Linked DNA regions of Homo sapiens: region 1 is linked to region 2. Evidence: read pairs that join two places in POLR2A ChIA-PET (ENCODE). Cell type or tissue: GM12878. All regions are shown on one strand. Each heading gives the region's core, and the rest is flanking DNA. Links, peaks and the distances in the headings are about the cores only.

Region 1 (8,343 bases), core at 318-8,317, 190 kb after region 2:
AGAGATCTTTCACTGACCATTTGAAACTCTTGAGCTGGATAACCTTTCAGGGTAGGCCCAGTTTGAGGTATTTATTCCTTTTTGTACCTCTGTATTGGAAGATTGCTGCCATGGATGGGGAATACCTCAGATAAGGCAGATTCCTTGTATCTATCTACCACAGGCTATATGGTAGATATAGTTACTTCATAGTAACTAGATAGTGTGTAAACTAAAAATGAAATCCTAACCCCCAACCAACAGACTGAATTAATGCCCCCTTGGCTAACGGGACAGCAGACAACCTTAAAACTGAATTCCCTACCATAATAGGAAGGGAGGTCAAATATGACTCATTTTATCCCTTCCTTTTTGGACTTTAGACACAACAACTGGCCAGCATTAATGTTAGAATAGAGATCATGAGACTAACAAAAGACACTCTTTTTGATAATAAGATATCAAATTATAAACATTACCTAAGTATGCCAGACAAGAGTTAAGTCATGTAACCCTACAGGTCACGCTGACCCAGTACATTGGTTAACAGCCTTCCTTGTCTTAACCTAAACATTCCTTTATTCTCACTCCAAGTTTTTAGAAAAGTTTTACTCCTGTAACTAATTGCAAATTAAAGAACGCATTTATGACCTGTAAGCCCCTGCTTCAAGATGTTCTACCTTTTTGGGCCAAACCAATGTAACCTCCATGTATCGATTTATGACTTTGTCTGTAACTTCTACTTCCCTAAAATGTATAAGACAGAATCATGACCTAACTATCTGTACTAGAAATAGCTGCTCAAAGATTCTGGTTGGTTTCTTTTCCAGGGAAAATATACAAAGCAAGTTTGGTGGAACAAACTACAGGCCCCACCTCTGAAGCTGACCTTGAGTCCTCAGCTGTTGCTATTGTTATCCTCTCCGGTGCATTCTAAAGTTCCCTCACTCTTCCAAGAACCCTTGACTATGCTTGTCTTGATCGCTTATCTAATTGTGACCCAGAATGTCATCCCTGAGAGGTCTGACTTCCTGATCACCATGTCCTTCTTAGTCCATGACCACTGTACTTGTCAATTTTCTGTCAAGATATGGCAAGGAGGTACCAAAAGACACCCCAGTGATTATACTCTTCCCTGTCATGGTAAAAACTGTGGATCTGCAGCCCCACTGCTCTAACAAGATGGTGGTTTCTTTCCTTGCTTGTTGACTTCTTCATTCAAGAAGCCTACAGTGGCTGAGTGGCAGCTAAATCTAAAAGGTTATTGGGAAACTCACTGTGTCCCTTGCTGGAAGCATTCCCTCCTTGGGAAGCAGGACCTCTGGAGCCACAGAATCCAGATTTGTAGGGATGAAAAGCACAGAAAACCCAAATGGGACACTTGGAGTGATGGTTAAGTGGGACCACTCATATATCAATTGTCTTATTGCTGCACAAACGTATTCTGCCTCCTAGGGACACAGAAACACTGTATTGGTTAAAGCTGTTTATTTCATCTTATAAAATGGCACCCCATCCGTGCAGGGCATTGTACCTAAGCCAGTATCTCAGTTGTACCTTGAAGAGCCTGTCCCATTGCTGTATATGTGTAGCAGTTTCTGGTAGGTGCCAAATGTGTAGGACCAGTGGGTCCCATCTACATGTCACCACTGTCACACCTCCTTGGCTGTTCTGTGAGTCCCTTTGTCTTGTGCAACATTATAAAGGATGCCATGGTGGTAGATTACTCTATGAGCTGCCATAGTGGTTCTAGCTGAGACCCTGTGAAAAGGAACAGTAAATCTTCACATGGAAAATACTTTTGATTTCAGTCAAAATAAGTTATTTGCCCTTTCAAAGTAGAAGTACAATGCAGACAACATTCCACCAAATAGCTGGTTGGTCTCCTTGAGCAGTTGTGCCATACTGGGGACCCAGCTGTTGTCTCTATTGCTTCTAGGTTGTAGTTTTGAAAGTGGCAGTAACTATATCAATTCTGAAGAATGAGATCCCATGCTTTCAGATCCATGTATCACCCATAGCTACTCTCTTCTTGAGCCCATCATGCTAGCAATGGGATGCCTGATAACAGAGGATAGCTAATATTAAATGGTTGTTTGATACCTCCTGTGTACTAGATGGTCTCTGATAAACCTTAACATGAAATACAAAGATCTTCATACCCTGGCCACTCCCATAGGTTCACATATATACCTTTTCCCCAGTCTTTCTGGGTGATCCTGATTACCTTTTATCTATTTTATTTGCAGGCCTTTCCTAATCAATCAGCCAAGCCATTCAACTCTGTCCAATAATTCATACTTATTCACTTTGGGCCACTTTTCTTCCCTCATGAAGTAGATATTCACTAAAGTTTTATCCATTGGGAGGATTTCCTGTTACCATTATCTTTCAGGACTCCCCTAAGGTCTATGGTATAGAATGCCTCCAACTGCACAGTGTCATCCTCAAATCTCTTTTGCTATAAACATACACAGAACTTGCTCATTCATGAATCAAGCTTACCTTTTGTCTCCTCTGACATCGAGTCATAGGAGACTTCTCATGCAGCCACAGGTGTCAGCTCTGGGAGAAATGCTGACATAACGTATTTAAATCAATATTTAAGTGAATGGCATTAGACCTGGACACTCTGCTCGTGCAGCAAATTAGTGTCTACTAGTCTTGCTCATGCTTGATCCACATGTATCACATTTACATCTTATAATGAAATTCTACTGCCCCCTCCAGAGTTGTCTCTATTTGAAGTAAGAGGGCAGCTTTTATACTTGTACATATACCCTTCATTCGAAGCAGGCTGTCCCCATGGAATGGGAGTGCCTAGGGTAAGGCAGCTTCCTAGCTGCTCTTAGATGAAGATGATGGAGAGGCCCAGACAGAGACTCAGCTGTGAGTTGTCAGCAATCAACACTCCTGGCAGCCAAAGGAATGACTGCCTTGGTCCTGAAGAGAAATCTTTATGGCACCTCACAGCTTCTACTGCACACATTTTAAAGGATAATAAGAAAGAGATAAGGCCTAGGAAATGGGAGAAGTTTGGAAACTCTCAACCCTGCTTGGGATCTGATTCCACGATGAGTTTTTCATTCATATGCTTTTTTTAAAAAATGCTGTAGTGAAAAGTTAGGTTCAAAGCCTCTGTCTCTACCTACAAGTCTAAGTCACTTTCACAGCTGACCCATGTAAAGAATGTGAATATAGAACACATTGTCATTCCCAAATTTCTTAGAGGCCGTAAGTAAGAATGACCCTTAGAGAATAACTCGGTTTTTTTTTTTGTTTTGTTTTTTGTTTTGTCGGAATGGGAGACTAATGCAGAATTGTTCGTTTTCTAAGTCTCAGTTTTCTCCATCTGTACCTTGAAATAGCAATAGTCCTTACTCATAGGTTGTAACCACTTGTATAATCTGAGACCATATAGCTAGAGAGCAGATGGAAAGGGCATTTGATCTCAAGGAAGATGGTTGTAAATTCTCCACTTTGTTCAATCCACCATACATTCATAATTTCTACTTTTACAAATATTATGCTTAATGAAGGAGACCATTTTTTCATTCATTCAGTCTGTTCATATGGATGTCTTCTCTGTACCAGGAGCAATGCCAAGACCTGAAAATTTGACCATTAAGAATACTTCCCTTCACTGAGACTGCAGTCTAACTGGAAAGATTCACATTCATCAAATTATTAACAAGGAAATAAAAACATATTGCCACACAGGGGACTCAGCTGTGGTCTCTGTTACTTCTAGGCAGACCCTTTGATGGTGGCAGTAACTAGATCAAATCTGGAGAATAAGATCCCATGCTATTGAATCCATACGTAGCCAATAACTACTCTCTTCTTGAGCCCATTGTGCTAGCAAGGTAACAAGTTCTCTGAAACAGAGCATATGGTTTCATGAATTTGTATAATAGTGGAAGTCATGGAAGATTTTGCTAAAGTAATATGTGCAGCATATAAGAAGCACTAAGAGTGAATTTGTAGAAAAAATGTTTTTAAGTATTTCAGGCAGAGGAAACAATACATGCTGAGAAGCCTTGGTAGAAGAGGACATGACACACATAAAGAATAAAAAGAAGGTTATTCTAGCTGGAATAGAGAGACCAAACAAGAGCATGGCATAAAGAGAATCTGCAGGACAAGCAGGGCCCGACCATATAGGGTCATGTTCAGGACTTTTGTCTTTACCCTGAGAGAAATGGGAAACCACTTTTTATTCAGGGGAGTTAATAATCAGATCTGCATTTTTAAAAGTTTCCCTAGCTACCCTGTGGAGAATGGATTGGCAGAGGACGAGTCTGAATGACAGTAAAGAATTTTGAGTCTATTGCTGTTTTCCTGATGAAAGATGATGATAGCATGGATTAACTGTGCTAGCAGAGCTGGAGAAAAGCAGATGGATTTGAACAGAATTTAGTCAGTAAAGTTGACAGCACTTGATACTGGATTACATATGAGCAAGAAGATGTCCAGTATGACTCTCTGGGTTTTTGGTTAGCACAATTGAATGGAAGTAGTGCCAAGATATAAACATGAAAGCATTCTCAGGCAAAATGTGATTATATATTTAAAGATTTCACTTGCATACAAAGAGAAATCTATTACTTTAGAGCTTTTGTCAGTGCTATGATCCCTGATTTTTGAATTGTTCATCCTTTAGGAAATTAATAAAAGTTATAAAACCTCTGTCTAGACAAAAGCACTTTCCTAGTCACAATTGTGCATGTATTTTGTGGGTCTGCTTCATTCAAGTAAGTTTCATATCACATGGCATTTATGTAGTCCATGGATCTGAGGCTAGGAAACCACTAAATCTTTATAATGTGTACCTTGTGGCTGCACTTGTACATTGTAGTAAACAAACTTGGAAGATAAAGAACATGATCTTGCATTGCTTCTACAGGTATCCATTTGTAGTATTTTACTGTTGGTTAACAAATGAGTATTGAGTGAGCACTTGCAGAGCACTATCCTAATCTGTGGAAGGAATTGCAAAACATAAATGGTCCTCTGGGAACCCATACAAAAGCGCATCAATCCTAGTGACAGAACCAAACACAAGGGTCATCATGGCACTACTGTCAGGAAAAAGTGCCGCAGAGAAAAACTGCCTTCTGTCAGCTGCTCTTCACATTTATGGCTTTGTGTGACCTTAGGGGAAAATAAAAAATTTCCTTCCCCAGGGAAAGAGTCATTTGGATGCAGCTGCGTTTGAAAGAGAATTGCTGACTTAGAATCTAATTCCATGATGAACATTTTATAAAAAATACTATATATAGCAATTATATACACTACATACTGTATACACATGAGACATAAATTATATGCCAAATCAGCTCTTGTGCCAATCTGGAAATATTGAAAAAAGGATATGTGCTTAAGTTGCAGCTGGTAGGCTTAGAAAGAAAAAATTTTTAAAGGAAAATCACATACACAGAGATACAGCATCACCTTCTCCAAAGATTCTTTTAAAATCTCACAATCATTTGACACGAAATTTAGTCTTTTTTTGGAGTTTAGTGATAAGTTATCAAAGATTTCTTCCATTTATCTTATTCAAAGGTAATAACACCAAATTACATGTTGAGGGCTTACTGCATGCCAAATACTGTGCTAGCACTTTACGTACTTCATGTCATTTAATCTTTACAACCATTCAATGAGATAGGTAACATTATAAAACCCATTCTGCTAAAAAATAAACTAGAGTCAGAAATGTTACATAATTTTCCCAGCAGGGCTTCATTATCAAATATCAAATGTCGGAATCCAGGTGTGTCTGACTTGGAAATCCCAATTATTATCTTACAGATGACCACTTCACTTAAACCACATACCCCACCAAGGTGGACATTATGATTATTTAATGTTCAAATCACATGTCATTCTTAACCACAGAAGGGAGGCAGGGAGGCAGGGAAGTGCTGGGTAGAGAAGGGTGGGGTCCCTGACAAAGGCTCCACAGACCTAAGTGATAACAGGCACTCCTGTTTTTGTGCCCAAATGTTGCATTTTTCAAGACCACTCTGGCCTGCCATGCCCCCATTCTGTGCCCATAAAACACCGGAAACCCTAGCAGGCACAGACACAAGCAGTTGGACATGGAGAGGAGCAGAAGAGAACACCCACAGACAGAAACCAGCAGACGCTGGCAGACCATCAACAGTGAAATTCAGCCAGGAGCAGTGGGAGGAGAGCCCTACCGCTGGGCAATCGGACTCCAGGGGAAGAGTACCTTCCCACTCCATCCCCCTTCTGGCCTCCCCATCCATCTCACTGACAGCTAATAAAACTTTGTATCTATCCTCCAAGCCCAAGTGTGACCCAATTTTTCTGGTACACTAGGGCAAGAATCCAGGATACAGAAAGCCTTCTGTCTTTGTGGTAAGGCAGAGGGTCTAATTGAGCTGATTCACACAAGTCGCCTGAAGAGGGCAAAACTGAAAGAGCAAACTGTAACACATGCCTACTGAGGTTTCTGGCGCTGCAAACACTCAACCCTGGACAACGCCGATGGGGTGGGAGCCCATAAATGCTCCACACAACCTACCCTTCTGCATGCTTCCCCTAGGGCTTCTAGCAGCAGAGCATGGAAGAAGCGAGCCACACCCTGTCTCACGCCCTGTGAGAGGGATAAGGGAACTACACTCCCGTTTCAATAACACAACTACCAAAAATAGGTGTTGATTCCTTGAAAACTCAATTACAAATATCCTTTCAGGACCATTGTATTTGGAAGGTATAGAAAAGCCCCAGGAAATATTCAAATATAAAAGTGAATTTAATCTAAGTCATCTTGTTAGACTCATATGAATGTTTCTTTGGCAATGGGAAAGATAAAAATTACTTGGGATCTAGAGGACTTAGTCAAAAAAGTCATAGTTATTTCCTAAAAATACTGACCTGAGGCCATTCAAAGCAGTAAGTAATATCACACAAAGTAGAAATGTACCTTTGTGTGAGAAGTTCTTTTTAGTGAATTTCAGTATTTTGCCTTACAAAGCAAGTAGGACAGCTCCACTATATAAATAATGGAAGTACATACTTGGAAGATGGCTGGGTTAAGAAATGATCAAGCAATCTTTTTTTTTCAACATCTAAGAACTGCATATTATAAAACAAACTTATTTCTACATGTTATGTAACTATTTCTAGAGGTTATTAAATTTCAGAGACAACTCCTTTTGGTCTGCTTCTGAAAATATATTTGATGGAAACGAAGAGACATGCAAGCTCTTTGCTATTTTCTTTCTCTCTCCTTGTCAGATGTCATACCTAGAGAGCTGTGAATAAACCCTCTCAATTATTCCATAGCTTTTGACCCACATGCATAACTTATCTCTCTTGCATCAGTCATTAAATTGGTACAAGGCCATGTTTTATATGGTTAAGTTCAGAGCTCATGTGAGAGTAGATGCTTCACTGAGGAGTTTAAAAATGCTTCCATTTGAAGATCTCAGTTTTTCATGTAGTCATCTTCTTCAAAAATTATCTGTGTGGTAGATGTCCTTTAGCATCCTAGCATATACATATACAAGAGAAATAATCTGTCCCGAGAGTACCATGTAATCAATAACCTAATGTGATACTGCAATCATAAGCAATCATATCTATATAATAAAAGAAAAACACCCATAACATTGCTCTCTAAATAACCAAGAAAGTACATTCTTAAATCATCTTCAGTTATATGGTCATGATAGTTTTATGATTGTCCAATCATGCATTTAAAAGCATCTGGGACCCTGAAGAATTAGAGATATCATTTTTTGGTTCAGTTTAACACTTTTCAAGCTCATTGGCATGCTCTCGTTAAAAAAAAAAAAATAGTTCTCTAAGAAGGATGGAGCTGGAAATGAAGTTATGCCTGCTGTTCTTTCCACCTGTATTCCCCTTTGGTAGTCTTCATTTAAATTCATACCACATCACTTACACTTTGTCACATCCTTGCATTCACCTCTACATTTTGTTGTGTGCTATTCATTGTACCTGCCTATGCTGCTCTCTCCTGTCCCCACAATCCATACCACTCTCCTCCTGTACTGATATAAAATAGCAATATAGGAGACCTAACGGTGTGTAAAAGGTACAGTTCACTTCAAGAAAAACACAATACACAGGAATTTGATCTCACCAAGCTGATAAATTAAAAGGAAATAGATCATTTAATAAAACTTAAAATTCCAAAATTAATTTGTAAAGGAAGTGTCTGATTATGCAGCATATCCCCATGCTCAATTATGCTGGTGGTTAAATATTATTGCAACTATTTATTGAGTTCTATGAAACGGGTACTATTATCTCCAATTTGCAGATTAGAAAACCAGGCCAGAGCATTTAGGTGACTTATTCAGATCAAAA
Region 2 (8,343 bases), core at 223-8,222:
GGTTTAAAACAGTTGATGTTATGAAATAGAATTCCAGATAGTCATAAATTACTTATTTTGCCAAAATGATGACTCAAAAGGCAAAAACCTTTCATAAGCCTTTACTATTACATAAAAATCCTGCTCAAAGCCAAATTTTACCTTTGCGTTAATTTATTAATGTTAACCCCAATTTGATTAAATGCCACCCTAAAGACAATTCCATCTAATCTTAACCAATTTGACCATGAGATGAAATCCTTACAAACCTTTTTTATAACCCATTTTGCTAAAGGGCAGATTAGTGGCTTAAGACAGCCTTACAGTGCTTTTATTTCAATGCTCAGTTTATGAAAAGACCATCTTTCCACAACATGCTTAAACCTGTAGCTTTATCTTATCAAATTTAAGATAATTCCTCATCCCTGGGCAATATTTATATTTCTATGGTTTCTTATAATCCTTTACTAAAAAACACATTTTACTGTTTTTATACACCTTGCCTTTAAAACTGTTCAGTGATCTCAAATACATGCTGCACTGTTAACTCTTAGCAAGTTTTACATTTGTTGAGAAACCTGGTTAGTAAGCAATTTTAATTATGTACCAGGCGTGGAGCCTAGGACCCAGGCAGAAATGCATATAAGATCTGACTCTTTCTAGCATCTAACTCCATGTGTCCCAGGCCTTACTTATCTGAAAATCAGGCAGTATACAACCTTTGAACATTTAGCAAACCTAGTATCTGTTTTACGATTTAGACCACCTATTTGGATTTTGATGACCCTTGCATTTTACCAATAATCCTTAAGATTATTTTTATTTCTTAAAAATTAAAGTCACATGAACTAAAACATATTTGATTTAAGCACTATTTTTTAAGCCAATTAATTAGAGCTCTTATTGTAGACATTACACACAACACATATATAGCAACACAAACAGAATATTCAGCACTTGTAAGAGTTTTCATTTGTCAGTTTCTTAATTGGATTACTGGCTTCAGGGTGGAGCCTTTGGTGGAACTGGGCCAGGTAGCATGCATTTTTAGGGCCTAATAAGTAGGCACAGCTGAAGGCAAAGGCAGATCCCTAAAATTAAGTGTGCCATTTTATACTAGATTTTTGGTCCCCTAAAGGAGGGAGATACTATGGGAGAAAACAGTGCATTGCTTCTACCATGTATTTCATTGTAAGGCAACCCAAAGCTAATCAGCTTTATCCCCCATGGGAGTATCATCTCTCAGTCGGGGGTGGGGATGTGGGGATGTGGGGATGTTTCCATATCTTTCAGGTGGCCAAGAGCATGCTTCTCTGATTTATAACTACTATTTGCCATCCCTTAAAGTGTATTTCCTGCCTACTTATTACACATCAAAGCTCTCTCCTAATGTGAAGTATTTTGATACACCCAAAACTCAAAATGGTCAGAACACACAAAGCAAAACTGAACAGAACCTTTAATTTAGAGAGGGCACTATCTGCTCTTAATTCCTGGGGTTTCATGAGGAAAAGAAAGGGTTTTTTTTGTTTGTTTGTTTGCTTTTTTCCCCACAATGGGGTCTGTGGCACCTCCTCTGTTTTTCCCAAGGACTACCAGAAGTTATCTTAGGGCCTCTCACACATGCATTAAGAGTGTCAAGAAATAAAATGGAGAAAGATGATTTAGTCAACTGAGAAAAATAAAAATTTTTTTCCAGAAAACAAGATCCAAGAAGAGAAAAATATAAAGGCCTTTTAAATATATTTATTACTTGAATACCCAGTTTTAATTAAGCTGAGCACTCTTTAACAAAATCCCTTTAAATCCACTGTTACTCAACTTTAGCTATGCCAAGCAGTTAAGATTTTCAGCTTCTGAACTTTACAAAAAGTAACCTCACAGGTGAAACCAACAAGCCTTAATTATGTTACGATGTAACAGTGAGTGTACAAGGTGTTTTTAAAGGGGTGATAAGCAGCTTTTGAAACTGTCATTGCAAAATTGTGACTGAGACAGTGAAAGAGATCTGACCCAAAGAACTCTATTTTTTTTCAAGCCTGCGAGCTGTCCTTGTCCATCCCTGGGTGTAGGCTGAACCAACTTTGGGAGGCACCTGGTTTACAGTTTAGACTCTAAAACAAAGATGATATCAGCCCTTTCTTAAAATATACTTTCCTCTTGCCTGGGTACTAGACCAAGAAACTAGCCACAAGATTAAAATCCATGGCTTAGGAGTCACACAGCTGGAGGCTACAAGATTTTGACCATCTCTTAACTTAGCCCTCAAGATTAGTGCTTAAGATATTTTGTAAACCCTGCCCTTGATCAATCAGCTGGCAGCTCCCTTATTGACAAACTGGCTTATCTGATTTTGTGGCCATTACCCAGAAACTGACTTAGCATAAGAAGTCAGCAAACATTGTAAAATGGTGGAGACTAAAACAAATTATTCGCCACATGGTTACAGGTCATGTTCCCAAGGACAAGAAGCAAGATGGAGGCCTTTAGCCAAGTTTGTTACTGATCATTTTGTTGGGCTGGCTTGAACAGCAGGCTTAGGGGGTCCTGGGTCTGCATCCTAACCTAAAGTAACTTTTCTTTGGACAGAACCATACAGAAAGACACACAAAGCACACCAGATTGTCTACAACTTAAGGCCAACCTCACAAATCCTTTCTCATTAATTAAAACTTTTCAGAAAATATAAATAGTGATCCTTATTATTTCTTTTACCGGTTTGCACAGGGATAGAGAAGCCAAAAACCCAACTAGTAAAAAAAAACTTTTACCTTTTTGCCGGCATGTCATGCTTCTGGGTTTTCTTTCTCCCCCAGCTCAACTGTAAGCCAAGCATTTTAAGGTTTGGGTAAATTAACTTCTCCCAGGTTGAATGAACATCATAAAAGGGCCATTGAAAACAGTGAAAAAAGGAAAAACACCATAGAAGAGTCTGGGGCTTCCCATTAGGGTTTCAAGAGGTATTGCCTCTCTTCCTGCTGGGAATGGTGTTTCCCCTGTTTCTTCACTTTCTCTATCTTCTCTTTTCCCATTTGGCCTACTATAGGAGACCTATTGCTCACCTCAGAAATTCTCTGCTGCTTGCAGAGCTGTCTGTTTTAGCTGCAGTTAGGGTTTGGCTTAGGAGCAACATAACATCCCTCCATGAGAGGTCAAATACCTGAGTTAAATTCTGGAAAACTTCTATATGCCTATCAGGGTCATTAGAAAATTGGCCTAAGTCTCCCTTTAATTGCCTGAGGTCCTGCAATGAGAAGGGTACTTGAATCCTGGTGGCATCACCTCAATTATGTATTTTCTGTAGGGGTAAGTGAGAAGGTGATGGAATGGAAAATTTTAGAGATGGTGGAGGTAGAAGAACTGGTGGCATGGTTGGAGGTGGCCCCGGTTAAGGCAGACTGGAAGGGCTGGTACACACAATAGCTGCCTCGGGTGGTTCCCCTGGAAGTTGCTTTTCTCATTTTGGGGAATTATTCTCTTTTGGCCTGCCTGATATGATTGCTAAAAGAGCTGGATTCATTTTGCAGTGCTTGCAAGGATCTAGTAAAAAGGCCATGCCCTTGTGCAAAAGAAAATGAGCTGCTTTTTCTTTAAAGTCTCTGGTTAAGAGGAGTCCCTGTGCTTCAGAATGCACTCCAGGGGAGTGCAGGCTGAATATGGTACCCATCTAGAAAGAGAAATGACAAAAAAGTATCCCTTTAGTCTCCTTCCTTTTCGTGTGACAGAGTGGAGAGGAAGACAGTGGGGGCATTCCCCTTGCTATATTCCTTCCATGGTTCCTGGGTCCCGGCACCTTGTTGAACATGCCACCCATAGTTGCAGGCATGACTGCCAGCTATGGAAACAGAGGCACTTAGAGATTGGGGTTTGTCACACTCACCCAAGTGGCTCTAGTCCTCTGTCCTCTGCCTGTGATTTCCCTTTGACTTCCTAGACTTGTGTGACCTGTCTGGCTCCCTGAAAAATAGATCTCAAAAAAAAAACTACATAATAGTTGGGCAAGCCCTCTTTAATGGAGGGGCTAGACTGAAATCTATACCTGATATTATGGGCTGTACTAAAGCGTTTTCCCTTAGAGAATGGTTCTGGTTAACTTCCAGACTTAAAATCCCCTTACTAATTAAGTACCATTCTAATTGGAGGCAGAATAGGTGTCTTAAAAATGTATGGACTAAATGGCAATTTTCCTGCTGATGGGACAGTATCAAGAACTAACATTTGGTTCCAGAAGACATTTTAATCCTAATTGTTGAAGCTAGAGTTTTCCTGTTAACAGAAGCAGCATAAAGCATGGTGTCTAGTAGAGGGATGCAAAAAGGGAGAGAATTGGTTAGCTAGAGTGTTTGGGTAAAGGACCAACGATGTGCCTCATGGAAAAGATCCCTATTCCACTAGGTGGGGCTGTTGGCCTTGAAATGTCATGTGCTTTTCAGACCAAGGGCAGAGAGAGATGCTCCCTGTGGTGAGGGTGACCCTCTGTTCCTCGAAAATCACAAAGATGCCTTCCCTTGAGCTATATCGCTGGTTACTATGACATTCCCTGATCTTGCCAAACAAGATTACCTCCCTGAACTATAAAATTTCCCATACATTGCATACACAGAGAGGATGAAATAGATATGATGATCGCAGACAGGAAAGGAGGAAATTATGATAAAAAGTTGGAGATTCTGTTGCCGACATCTCATCAGGGTAGTCAGAGGCTGGGGTCCGTCCAAATACCTTTGGATAACAATGGTGGTAACCCTGGCCGGAAATCCTCAGGTACACCAGGACTTCTTCCAGCCCCACATGACAGCTAAGTCCTCAGTGAAAGGAAGCTGGTTCAAACAGGGCCAGTATGCCCAGTGACCCATGGGTACTGGGGGATGCTCCATGTTCTCCCTAGCAATCCTGTCCCCCAAGTCTTGTAAGGCTGGCAGCCATGCTAATTATTTTTAAATGGCTGAAAGGGGCCCCGTATTTGGTTTGATCTGGTTCTAAAATGGAAGCCAAGGGCCTCAGAATAAAAGGACAGAGTTGGAGTCTGCTCCTCTACTCACCATCTCGATGAATGTTGTATGTTGTTATCCCGGACGAGCCCCCATTATAAAGCAGCTATGTCTGGGGTGTAAACCCAGGGTTTGTCATCACGCACCAGGAAAATTTAGGACACAGACACATATGAGAAGTTTACGAGCAAAGGTTTAATAGGCCGAAGAGAAGAGAAAGAGAAACAGCTTTCTCTATAGAGATACAGGTCTCTGAGTGGAAAGGACTGGCTGGCTGCAAATGCACCAAAATATATAGTCCAGTTTGAGGAGGCAGTGTCTGATTTATACAGGGCTCATAGATTGGTTTGATCAGGTATGATGTTTACATAGAGTGCAGAGAAGGCTGGTCACCCCACCTTAATCTTATTATGCAAATAGGCTTTCCAGTTGATCGGCACCATCTCGTCTGCTCTTTACAGTATACATGGCTGGCAGAGAAGGGAAGAATGGAGCTGCCATCTTGAAAATGTCTAGTCCTCAGTTCCTGCCAACATTCACCTGTGCAAGCTCTCAGCTCACTTGTCTACCTCTGCAGCTCAACTTTCCAGGCTGCTCTTTGTTAGTAAATGATTTGGGGCTGCTTTTCATGAGGTAAAAAGTGTGACTGAGGATTCCCAAACCCTTGCTATCTCCCTAAGTGATTTCTTTTTAACTTCTATATCAAAGAGACTGGAGATTTTTTTTTATGAGAACTGCATATTGCCTCTTTGGTTTGGTTTGTTTTAAAGGCAGGTTATCTGTGGAAACCTTATTTATATATTAATTTGTTTCTCTTACTGGAGCTGAAAAACTTTTTAAGGAGGGATACTGTACTATTTAAATACCTTTCTAAAGTCCCCTAACTCCCAGCTTCAAACACAGCTGGTTTACCAAAAAAAAAAAAAAAAAAAAAAAAAAAAAAAAAAAACATGGTACCTACTATAGAATTCAGAAATTTTACTAATGATGACTGTAATTTAAAAATCAAAGTTCTCAATGGATTTTTCTATAGAAGGATTTCTAATTATAATGAAATTTAAGTGGAATAATCATAATACTTTTATTGAGTTGCCACTTGTGTCTTTATAAAACATATGCTTCAGAGGATTTAATCTTGGTTTGTATTTTTTTCCTTTCTGCACATTGAGTTGTGGTTCAGTAGATGGAAGATCTAAAACATAACAATTATATATTTAAACTGATTTAAACTAGAGCCTAAAAAATAGGATAAAACAAGAATGGGATGTACCTCATTTTATAATATATATAAATTCAGAAACATTTATAAACATATATAAATAAAATATTATTTTAAAAAATGGCTTCTTTTCAGATCTTAGGAATGAGTAATTCAGTTAAGGCAGTAATGTGGAAATTTTGAAATGTGGAAATATTATTCAATTTTAAGGACAAATATGGTATATTAGTCTGATCTCATGCTGGTAATAAAGACATATCCAAGACTGGGTAATTTATAAGGAAAAAGGTTTAATGAACTCACAAATCCACATGGCTGGGGAGGCCTCAGAATCATGGCGGAAAGCAGAGGAGGAGCAAAGTCATGTCTTATGTGGCAGCAGGCAAGAGAGAGAGCATGTGCAGGGGAACTCCCCTTTATAAAACCATCAGCTCTCATAAGATTTATTCACTACCGCAAGAATAGCATAGGGAAGACCCACCCTCATCATTCAGTTACCTCCCACTGGGTCCCTCTCATGACACATGGGAATTATGGGAGCTATCATTCAAGATTTGGGTAGAGACACAGCCAAACTGTGTCATTCTACCTCTTACCCCTCCCAAGTCTCATGTCCCTTTCACATTTCAAAACACAATCATACTTTCCCAACAGTCCCCAAAAGGTTTAACTCATTTCAGCATTAACTAAAAAGCCCACAGTCCAAAGTCTCATCTGAGACAAGGCATGTTCCTTCCTCCTATGAGCCTGTAAAATCAAAAGCAAGTTACTTACTTCCTAGACACAGTGGGGTACAGGCATTGGGTATATATACACATTCAAAATGGAAGAAATTGGCCAAAACAAAGGGGCTTCAGGCTCCATGCAAGTCCAAAATCCAATAGAACAGTCATTAAAGTTCGAAAATGATCTCCCTTGACTCCATGTCTCACATCCAAGTCATGCTGATGCAAGAGGTGGGTTCCTATGTCTTGGGGCAACTCTGCCCCTGTGACTTTGCAGTGTAGGGCTCCAGCTCTTGTCATGAGCTGGCATTGAGTATCTGTGGCTTTTCCAGGCATACAGTGCAAGCTATAGGTGTATCTACCATTCTGGGTTTCTGGAGGACAGTGGCCTTCTTCTCACAATTCCACTAGGCAGTGCCCTAGTGGGGACTCTGTGTGGGGCCTCCAGTCCCACATTTCCCTTCCATAGTGCTGTAGCAGAGGTTCTCCATGAGGGCCCTGACCCCATAGCAAACTTCTGCCTGGACACTCAGGCATTTCCATACATCCTTTAAAATGTATATGGAAGTTTCCAAACCTCAATTCTTGACTTCTGTGCACCCACAGTCCCAACACCATGTGTAAGTTGCCAAGGCTTGGGGCTGCAGATGAAACAGCTGGGATGCAAGGCACCATGTCCTGAGGCCGCCTACAGCAAGTGGGCCCTGGGGTCTGCCCATTAAACCATTTTTTTCCTCCTAAGCCTCCAGGCCTGTGATGGGAGGGACTGCCATGATGGTCTCTGATATGCCCTGGAGACATTTTCCCCACTGTCTTGGTGATTAGTATTTGACTTCTTGTTACTTATGCAAATTTCTTCAGCTGGTTTGAATTTCTCCCCAGAAAATTGGTTTTTCTTTCCTACTGCATCATCAGGCTGAAAATTTTCCAAACTTTTATGCCCTGTCACCTCTTGAATTCTTTGCTGCTTAGAAATTTCTTCCACCAGATACCCCAAATTATCTCTCTCAAGTTGAAAGTTCCACAGATCTCTAAAGCAGGGACAAAATGCCCACAGTCTTTTTGCATAGAAAGAGTGACCTAGTTCCCAACAAGTTCCTCATCTACATCTGAGATCACCTGAATGGGACTTCATTGTCCATATCATGATCAGCATTTTGGTCAAAGCCATTCAACAAGTCTTTAGGAAGTTCCAAACTTTCCCACATCTTTCTGTCCTCTTCTGAGCCATCCAAACTGTTCCATTGTCTCCCAGTTAGTCACTTCCAAAGTTGCTTCCACATTTTGGGGTATCTTTACAGAAGTACCTCACTCAACCAGTACCAGTTTACTGTATTAGTCTGTTCTCACACTGCTATTAAAGACATACCCAAGACTGGTTAATCTATAAAGGAAAGAGGTTTAATGGATTCACAGTTGCATGTGGCTG

Evidence for each region. Peaks named below come from ENCODE experiments on the same cell type or tissue, not always from the same donor. Only the 100,000 strongest peaks of a DNase experiment are listed, where the experiment ranks them.
Region 1: POLR2A ChIA-PET joins it to region 2 with 5 read pairs; 2 of 35 experiments call an interaction of 5 or more read pairs at or near these places.

The regions. Positions count from the first base shown.
Region 1 is chr11:88,694,020-88,702,362 of GRCh38, reverse strand. The region is part of intron 3 of GRM5 (glutamate metabotropic receptor 5); the gene reads left to right. Among named protein-coding and RNA genes, the nearest start is that of GRM5-AS1, 190 kb to the right of the region's middle. In GM12878, for the core only: no CTCF peak of the experiment used is centred there; no DNase peak of the experiment used is centred there.
Region 2 is chr11:88,883,027-88,891,369 of GRCh38, reverse strand. All of the region lies in intron 2 of GRM5 (glutamate metabotropic receptor 5), which reads left to right. Among named protein-coding and RNA genes, the nearest start is that of GRM5, 180 kb to the left of the region's middle. In GM12878, for the core only: a CTCF peak has its summit at 4,367 (motif pointing right); a DNase peak (open chromatin) is centred at 4,429.